2 separate regions of the Homo sapiens genome follow, and region 1 is linked to region 2. A link is a contact called in ENCODE Hi-C or POLR2A ChIA-PET data. All regions are on one chromosome and are shown on one strand. Each heading gives the region's core, a stretch centred on a gene start or an enhancer-like site at or near the end of the contact. The rest is flanking DNA. Distances are from core to core; before and after follow the strand shown. Region 1 holds the start of CPT1A (carnitine palmitoyltransferase 1A). Region 2 overlaps LRP5 (LDL receptor related protein 5).

Region 1 (4,875 bases), core at 2-2,501, 470 kb after region 2:
TCGGCCCTCATCTTTGAGTTCTGCGGCTTTAACGAAAGCCAAGGGCGGATTTACATTATAAAGACGCTGACCCATGGCCTCTCCTGACAAACCGAAAGAAGCCGGCTGTTGGCTGGCCGCGGCGGTGGCTCCGAGAAGGGGCTGCCCCGCGTGGCCCTGACCGCACCGTCGGGCTCGCAGGCCAAGTTCGCCAGGGCACGGCCACGTGACACCCCCACCCTCCCGCGGCCCCGCCGCTCCCAGCCCGGCACGACCTTGGGCACATGCTCCGCGCCCACCCGCCCTTGACCCAGCGCTGCACGGGAGAGGCTGCGGGGCGCTCCCAAGCAGGCACTGGGCCCGGCACCCTCATCCTGCTCACGGCAGCGCTCGGACCGCGCCTGGAGTCCCTGCGCCAAGGGCGTGTCCCGACGGCTGCACCGCGAGGGCGGGCATGGGGAGGGGGACCGGGGAGACGGACGCTGGGATGGGGTCAGCGGCGCCCTGCCGAATCCCGAGGGCCGAGCACCCCTCCCTCAGCCGCACTGCACCTGCCCGTAGGTGACCAACCCACGGGCGGACCCCCAGACCCAATCCTCTCCAGAGCCAGGGTGGGATGGGCAGGGACAGGAGCCGGAGGCCCTACTGGCCCCGGGCGAAGGCATCCTGGAAAGCATCCAGAGCGTCCAGCATCCCTCCCGCGGCCACCCGCAGGCTGACCGACCCCTGGGCAGACCCTCAGACTCAATCCAGTCCAGGGCGGATTAAGGAGTGGGAGACAAGGGAGCCGGTGGCCCCGCTGGCCCCGGGCCGGAGGCGTCCAGCCAAGTCCGGAGGGCCGAGCATCCCTCCCGCGGCCGCACGGGACCCGCCTGCGGATGGACCGACCCCCGGTGGACCCTCAGACCCAATCCCCTGGGGAACATGGGGAGCCCCGGCCTCTTTCTGGGTTCAGGATCTCCACAACCCCGCCGTCCGGGGGGAATACCGGGGTTCCTCTCGGCGCCCCGGTTCCGGCGGCGTCCCCCACCCGGTCCGGTTCCCGGCAGCCCCGCGCCCCGCCCGTCCCCGGCCCCCGCAGCCCGCAGGGCCGCCCCGCCACCCTCCCCACCGCGGGCGACCGGGCCTCACCGAGTCAGCTACGGAGGTGCGGCAGCGGCAGCGGCAGCGGCGGCGGCGGCGGCGGCGGTGGAGTGAACGAGCGGCGAGCGGGAGCCGGGGAAGGAGGGCCGCGGGCGAGGCCGAGCGCACCCGACGCCGGCAGCAGCGGATTGGCTGAGGCGGGTCCGGCTGCGGCGCCTGCAGGCGGGTGACTCCCGGCGCGCGGAGGGCGGGCCCGGGGCCTCGGCGGGGCGGGGCGTCCGCGGGGCTAGGAGGGGAGGGAAACTGAGGCTCGAGCGGGTGCTCGCGTCCTCGACCTCTGCCGGAATGGGGTCTAGGACGAGATTCCTCACCCTCCGAGCCTCAGTTTCCTCATCCGTAAAACGAGCCATCTCGTGGAGGCCGTGCGCATAAAATCGCTTAGCTCCGTGCCTGGCTGATCCTCGCGACTTATCTATCGGCATTGCCCCGTGTAATGCTCCAGGCACCCCCTGATGGTATTCACCCCTGACTCTTTCATGCAGACAAGGGTCGCGGGCCAGGAAATAAGTTACCCCACATCACCGAGCTGAGAAGCAACCGATCCACAGGGAGTGGTGGGGCGCGCCTGTAATCCCAGCTACTCGGGAGGCGGGAAGTCGCTTGAAGCCAGGAGTTCGAGGCCAGCCTGGGCAACGTAGCGAGACCCCGTCTCTAAAAAAAAAAGCGCGGGGAAGTGATAGATCGGACATTGGGTCCAGATCTGATTCCACAGCCCATGCCCCAAATCAGACCTTATACCACGAGTGGCAGTCATCGCGATCCAGAGGCAGCGTGGCTCCTCCTCATCTAGCTAGGATAAAAATGCCTCACTTGGGGGGCTTTGGTGAGATTTACTAAAATAATTCTTCCAGCGTCAAGAACATAATAGGTGCTGGGAGAGGAGTAGCTGGAGGCCAGGGCAGAGCGACCGAGAGACCCTTGTGCTGGAGCTCGGGAGAGGGGCCGGGAGCGGGAACTGAACATCCACCGGTCCCAGGAGTCTAGGGCGAGCGCAGCTGCAGGGGACCCAGGGGGTTGAGGGGGAGGGAGAGGGGCCCCAAGCGTAACAGGAGGGCCAAGGGGGTCTTCCTGACCGGGAGCCACCCCTCCCCTATCTTTGCCCGCAATGCTTCCAGGCGCGAGCTGGCGGCTCTGCATACAGCAGGTGCTCCATAAATGCACCGATGTTATGAACAAAGACTCTTTTAAACCTCTTTTATGAACCCTGCTCTTTTTAAGTTCGACCACTTCTTCTAGTTATGAAAAAATCCATGTTTGCAACCATCCTTCTTTCTGTATCATTTAGTTGTTACCGCAGAAGAATTTAGAAGAGAAAATGAAAGTTCTCCTTTGATCCCGCCCCCCACCACCGCTGCAGTTAACTCTCCCTGCGGTTCCCGGGCTCGCTGTTTTAAAGGAAGGCTAGGATGCAAGCTGTCTGTAAGGCTGTTTTGTTTTCACTTGGCTTACGTCGTAGACAGGTCTCTGCTGGGGGACGGAGATGACCACCGGCCTTCCCAAGGCTGCATAAGATTTCCTTTGACTATGCTGTGATCCATTTACGCGGCCCCCATTGGACAATTAGGGCCTCCTCCCCGCCCCCCACCCCACCATTGCAGGTATAAATAAAAGCTGCGTTGGCCGTCGATGTACCTCCTGGAGCTCCTGATTATCCTGTAGGATAGATCCCTGGAGGGGAAGCAACCAGGCACGTGCGACATTTTGGTGACACAGGCCAAGCTACCATGCCGAAAAGTTTACCAACTTCCACTGCCACCCGCGCGTGCAAGCGGGGCCCTGTCTCCGATTATGGATTATTTTAATCTTTGCCAATCCTAAAAGGAGGGGTGGGGGAGGGAAGAATCTCTCATCTCTCCTTTTAATTTGCATTTCTTTGAGGTTAGAAGTTGGGGGTTTGTCCCCCTGCTTGCGCTTGTCTGGACCACCAGTGAGCCCAGGCACTCGACCCCCGCAGATTTCACCGCCCCAAGAGGCCAGTGGGCTGGGCCAGGGCACACGTTCCTGACGCGCGGCTGCACCCCACGAGCCCGGGCGGCTCTCGCGCGTGAGGCTCTCCTTGCACGTGGGCCTTCGCGGTTTGCACTACGGAAGCTGGACTGTCATTCTCACCGCAAATGCCCTTCCCTCCTTTCCCTGGAACCTCAGCCACCGACAGGTCCCCGCTCCAAGGTCATTTCCTCCCTCGCTCAGCGCCCCGGTGCGCGCCCAGCTGGGATTGGCCCCGCGCCCTGTCTGTTCCCAGGGCTCTTCGGCCTTGACCGTGCGCCCTTCCCTGCGCGCCGCCTAGGTGCCACCTGCAGGCCGGGCGGGGCAGGGACAGGGACCCAGTCTGTGGGGACGCCGAGGCGCCACGCTCACCTGTGCCATGGTGGCCGGGCTCTCGGCAGCTGCAACGAGCCCGCGCCGGCCTGCAACTGCAGCCGCACTGGGGAGGCCTTATTCCCCTCCCGCCGACCACGCTGCAGCTCTCCTGCCCGGGTCTGCGGCTCCCGCGGCTGCGTAGCTGAGTCTATTAATAAAGAAGCAGAGAACGAGGCCTCCCGGGGAGCTCCGGGCCTGAGCCTCAGTTCCCTGGGGCCAAAAACGTCTCCATGTCTGCCTCTGAAACTAGAGTAATCTTTCTCAAGCCTTGTTTTTTACAGATTCTGCCCCAGTTTGAATACTGTAGCAATTGCCTACCATAGCTACAAGAAAAATTTTCTTTTTAATGCAGGTAATGTTTTTATTTACCGCTAAGATTTCTCTTTTTACTCAAAAAATACTTTTTTATGGAAAAATCCAAACCTTTTTATTCATTCGTTCATTCATTCATTCATTTTTGAAACAGGATCTCTCTCTGTTGCCCATGCTGCAGGGCAGTAGCAAAATGACAGCTCACTGCAGTGTTGACATCCTAGGCTCAAGCAATCCTCCTACCCCAGCTTCCTGAGTAGCTGGGACCACAGGCAAGTCCCGCCATGCCTGGCTAATATTTTGAAAAATCCAAACCTTTGAAAAAAATTAACCAGAATAGTATAATAAAGGCCTATACAACCAAAACTCAACATCAACCATTATGGAGCTAGGGCCAAGGTGTATGCCTGTGTTCCTACCCACTCCTGCCCAGTCCTACTGTTTATTTTAAAGCAAATTCAGAAATCCTACCGTTATGTCCACAAATTCCTTTTTTTTTTTTTGACATGGAGTCTTGCTCTGTCCCCCAGGTTGGAGTGCAGTGGCGCAATCTCACCTCACTGCAACCTCTGCCTCCAGGGCTCAAGCGATTCTCATACCTCAGCCTCCCGAGTAGCTGAGATTACAGACGTGCATCACCATGCTCGGTAATTTTTGTATTTTTAGTAGAGACAGGGTTTCACCATGTTGGGCCAGGCTAGTCTCCAACTCCTGATCTCTGGTGATCCATCTGCCTCAGCCTCCCAAAGTGCTGGGATTACGGGTGTGAGCCACTGCGCCCAGCCCTCAAATTCTCGAGTACAAACCTCTAAAAGATAAATATTCTTAACTAAAAAATATGACCATACTATCATTGTCCCACCTAAAATAGATGAACAATTGTTACAGAAAATGGTAAACCCTGTTGCCTGCCAAGAGCACAGCTGAGTCCCCACTCGATCTCGCCAGCCTCATTTCTTGCTGGCAGCTCCCAGCAGATTCTGATCCAGAAGTGTGTACGACTTTTTTGGAACTCAGCTCTGGTATCCCCATAGGAAACAGTGTTGAAATCTCAGTGTGGTGTGCTTCCCTCTCCTCTCC
Region 2 (4,542 bases), core at 1,793-4,292:
GCCAACATGGTGAAACTCCATCTCTACTAAAAATATAAAAATTAGCTGGGCAGTAGTGGCACGGGCCTGTAATCCCAGCTACTTGGGAGACTGAGGCAGGAGAATTGCTTGAGCCTAGGAGGCGGAGGTTGCACTGAGCCAAGATCATGCCGCTATACTCCAGCCTGGGCAACAGAGTGAGACCCTGTCTCAAAAAAAAAAAAAAAAAAATGCAGCTCGTCCTGGCTAGTCTGAAAAAGGTGGAGCATATATGTTGCCCAATATCCACAAATATTCCAGAAAATATCTGAGAAGAAAGCAGTTAATGAGACGGGCCTGTTCCCCTGCCCCGAGGCACACGTGTGGTGGGGGCCATGTCAGGAAGCAAGCCGGCACACAGATGGACATAGGACAGACCTGGATCGGGTACGGAACACAGCAGGGGCTGAGCCGGAGACTCCTGTACTGGGGGTGTGGCCGCCTGAGCCGGCAGGTCAGAGGTCTCTCTCAGGAGGCCTGAGATCTGAAGGACTAAAAGAGGGAAAGGCGAGAAGGAACAGCACGTGCAGCGGCTTTGAGGCAGGAGCATGCTGGTGTTGGGACCGACTTCACGGGCTGTGTGACCTGTGTAGTCATATGAGGTGAGCTCTGTTGTTGACCTGAAATTCCTACCTTTTGAGTAAGGGGCTGTCTGCACTTCCATTTTGCAGCGGTCCCCGCAAATTCTGTAACGGGCCCGGCTCGTGTGTTTGAGAAGCTGAAGGGAGGTCTGGAGGTGGTCTCTTACTCTCTTGGTGTGTCTGTCTCCACATTTTATCTTCTGTTTTTTTGTTCCCCAGCCCTCCCTGCGTTTTTCCTGTATGTGACTGTGTGTCTGTGTGGGTGATCGAACCGTAAGGCTTCCTGCTATTTATTTCACTTTATGCACTGCAGAAGCATTTGCGATTGCAGGAGGTAAATATGTATCAAAGACATGAGTTTTAGTGAAGGATATCTTTTTTTTTTTTTTTTTTTGAGACAGAGTCTTGCTCTGTTGTCCAGGTTGGAGTACAGTGGCTCACAGCAGCTTCCACCTCCCAGGTTCAAGCAATTCTCCTGCCTCAGCCTCCCAAGCAGCTGGGATTACAGGCGCCCGCTACTATGTCTGGCTAATTTTTGTATGTTTAGTAGAGATGGGGTTTCACCATGTTGGCTAGGCTGGTCTTGAACTCCTAACCTCAGGTGATCCACCTACCTCAGCCTCCTAAAGTTCTAGGATCACAGGCATGAGCCACTGTGCCTGGCCTATGCCTGAACAATATCTTATCAAGACATGTCTTTTAGTCATCCTCCCGCTATGGGGCGTTTCTGTTCTCTTTGTGTTTTTGCCATTTCTGAGTCTTGCTGCTGTGGGTTGGGAGTGGGCAGGTGAGAGCTGGCTTGGGGCCTGGCCACTGGAGTTAGAGGGAGCAGGGCCTGGTGTCTGTTGCCACCATCGATTGGTGATGTCTGCCTAAACACTGTGTTGCATCTGCTGGGGATGTCTGCCTTGGGAGAGCAATGGGCATGTAGGAAGCAGGTGTCACCATCTCTGTTCTTGGGGTGTCAAAGCAAGGCTGGGTGTGGACATTTGTCGAAGGAGTGGGGAATGGACACAGCCCCCAACAAGCAGATCGTGCAGTCGTGCCTGTCAGGTGCCTTGCCCTAACAGTGGAAGGATCATTTGAGGTCAGGGGTTCAAGACCAGCCTGGCCAACATGGTGAAACCCTGTCTCTACTAAAAATACAAAAATTAGCCGGGCGGTAGTCGTGCGCCTGTAATCCCAGCTATTTGGGAGACTGAGGCAAGAGAACATGTTGCCCTGGGAGCTTTTGTTAAGGGTCCCTGTGTGGCTCCCTCACGTATCAGAGTTCCAGGAACGGGTGTGGGCCCTGATAAAATCCCAGACTCATGGCTCAGTGAAGTCGCACAGCTGGACAAGCTTGGAGACCCCCAAATAACTTGCCCAGGCTACCCTGGCTTGCAAAGGGCCACTGCTCATCCAGGGGTGACGGAGCCGTGCTGGGTGCCTGGCATCCAGTGGGTGCCCAGTGTCCAGCTGCCATGTCCACTGTCCATGCCCTTATCACCTTCATGTTGTCACCATGACCGGCGCCTTAGGTGCTGTGGCTGGTGCCAGGCCCGTGAGAGCTGGGGCAGGTTCACTCAGGGTCCAGGTTTGCCTGCATCGTCCCAGAATCCTCCCATACCTGGGGGAGTGGGCTGTCAGTGGGAGCCAGTAAAGGGGCGTTGATTTCTTTCCCAACCAGAAGAGGCAGGGGCTATAGACTTAGGTGGAGCCCCTGGCTCTTTGCTGGCTCCCAGGGTTCTAACAGCTGGGCCTTCTGAGCCCTGGGGACTGGCTGCTCGTGGCTGAGCCCTTCAAGGGCATTGCGCTCCTTCTGCAAATGTAATTCCCAGTCTCCATGTCCAGGCCCAGAGCAGCCCTGGGGAGTCCTCAGGGCTCATTTTCCTGCAAGCGGGGGAGAGGGGGGGACAGGCCCTGTGGTGATTAGAGGAGGCTGCCTGCGCTCACAGGGGGTGGTTAGGCTACCCAGAGGAGGAGGCCCCTGCAGGCTGGCAGGGGGCCTGGTGGCTCTGGCCCCAGCCCTGGGCTCTGTGGCATGGAGCTGACACCACAGACACCTGTGGGGTTGGACCGCTGGACTAGCAGCGAGCCCTGCCCTTCCAGTTGGATAGCTTTTCCATTCCAGAGCCGTCAGGGCCGCAGGGCTGAGCACGCAGCTCCACGCTCCCTAGAGACTCAGCCGTCAGGGGTCACCTTTCTCTAGTCTTGTGGGAACTGTTTTTGCCCTCAGCCGTGAGAGGCACTTTTACACATAACTCAGTTGGAGCATGACTGGCACGCAGGAGAAAAACATTTTGTGTCATTTATAGGCCCTGCTTGGGCGAGACTCTGGGCCGGGAACGTCCACATGCAGCCAGTGTGGGGACTGTTTTACTCTGAGCCTGAATCTTTCTGCTTTGGTTCCAGATGCCGTGTGTAGGGTGTTCTGTCAAAGGGAGGAAAAAGCTCCTCAATGAGACAGAAAGATGCAACTGGGAGTCTGGTTTTGCATGAGGACGTGAGCGTTTCAGTTCACTTTTTTTTGTAAGCATGGTTCCCCAGTCTGACCTCAGAGCTGCCTGGAGATGGGCCCCACCCGCTTCCCGTTAATTAACAGGCTGGTGCTCGGTGTGGATGCTGGCTCCTCCGTCTCCCTGCCCTGGGCCCTTTTGAAGCTGAAGTGTTCCAGGGGCAGCTGGTGTGGAAATAGAGTTTTCTAGAGGTTTTAGAGTTGAGAAGAAACCTAAACTCTTCTTAGAAGCATTTCAAGGGTTTGTCACCAGGATGGCTCTCTGCAAATTTGAGGTGGTTCTAGAAGATCTTCCCATATTTCTTAATCCAGAGGGAGATGGGGATGGGCGAGAAACGGCTTTGTCCTTAAGGAAGTCATGTTCTGGTTGGAGGACAGGCACGGCCTAGCATTGAAGCTGGTGAGTCAGAGCCGGACCTGTGAGCGGGGCCAGAATGGGGCGCGGGCTTCAGACTTCACAAAGCAGACCACGCGGCAGCCTGGGGCTTTAGTATCCAAATGTCCTGCCCTCCAGGTTTCATTCCTTGCCGTAAAATATCACGTTAAAGGAAAATGTTTTGTTAAAAGACCACAGTCCTGTCACCTGAGCACAGTCGCTGTTCTCGGTTCCTCTGTGGCTTTCCAGGCTGCAGGTGCCCATTGGTATTGCGGCCGTGCGCCCGGCGGGCATGAATTAGCTGTGCCGCCTGGCTGCTGACGGGACGCCTCGCCTCGACTGAAAACTACCTGGAGCTGCTCACCCAGGGGCAACGTGAAGAAAACGTGAAATTCTGTCGCTTGTTGCAGCTGACAGCACGGCTGTGAGGTCCCAGTGGGCAGAGGCCTCGTGCAGGGCACCTCACCAGCCGGGATGTCAGAGCTGGCCAGAAGGAGCGGTGCCCATGGAGGGCTGCCAGTGCCCAGAGAGCCTTCCGAGGTGTCACGTTGGGCAGTGAAATTCAGAGTCGGGCAGAGGAGGCCCTGGGGTCACACAGGGATCTCCTCCAGGCTATGGGTTGGTGAGGTCCAGTGTCCGGGGGTGAAGGATAGAGGCTCTGTGGTGAGGGCTCTGGAGCTGGCCCTGGGCTAGCGGAAACGCAGGTAACGAAGGAGGCTGTGCTGGTGGGACTTGTGCCTGTTCCCGAGGGAGGCATTGTGAGTGATGTTTAGGCCAAGAGGATTCAGGATGGAAGACATGGCTTGGTTTGTAGTTGGGAGCCGGCCAAGGAGTGGTGTTGAGAAAGTGCAGTGTCAGGCAGACCCGGGACCGTGGCGGTGAGGAGGTGCAGTGTCAGGCAGACCCGGGACCGTGGTGATGAGGAAATGCAGTGTCAGGCAGACCCGGGACTGTGGTGATGAGGAAATGCAGTGTCAGGCAGACCCGGGACTGTGGTGGTGGTGAGGAGGTGCAGTGTCAGGCAGACCCGGGACCGTGGTGGTGTTGAGGAGGTGCAGTGTCAGGCAGAC

What was found. A loop is a pair of places that touch in the nucleus more often than their neighbours do. ChIA-PET counts read pairs that join two places held with the same protein, here RNA polymerase II (POLR2A). Pooled maps may share reads with other maps.
Region 1: a loop to region 2 is called in a pooled map, with 9 times the contacts of the local background. The contact joins the promoter of CPT1A here to the enhancer-like site in region 2. A Hi-C loop is called at or near these places in 2 of 37 single-sample maps with no recorded cell type and 5 of 50 pooled maps. POLR2A ChIA-PET finds 5 or more read pairs at or near these places in 3 of 52 experiments (H1, OCI-LY7 and activated naive CD4-positive, alpha-beta T cell).

The regions. Positions count from the first base shown.
Region 1 is chr11:68,840,665-68,845,539 of GRCh38, forward strand. It overlaps CPT1A (carnitine palmitoyltransferase 1A), which reads right to left and starts at 1,252. Exons shown (of 19, transcript NM_001876.4): 1 at 1,111-1,252. RefSeq lists silencers at 91-370, 421-520, 781-860, 1,071-1,120, 1,141-1,500 and enhancers at 1,646-2,171, 2,894-3,033, 3,074-3,283.
Region 2 is chr11:68,367,874-68,372,415 of GRCh38, forward strand. The region is part of intron 5 of LRP5 (LDL receptor related protein 5); the gene reads left to right. Among named protein-coding and RNA genes, the nearest start is that of LRP5, 58 kb to the left of the region's middle. RefSeq lists an enhancer at 3,362-3,411. Within about 2 kb of position 3,043, at least 17 of the 41 ENCODE cell types and tissues checked have a DNase peak (open chromatin) inside an H3K27ac peak, as active enhancers do; they include OCI-LY7, where a contact is called at or near this core.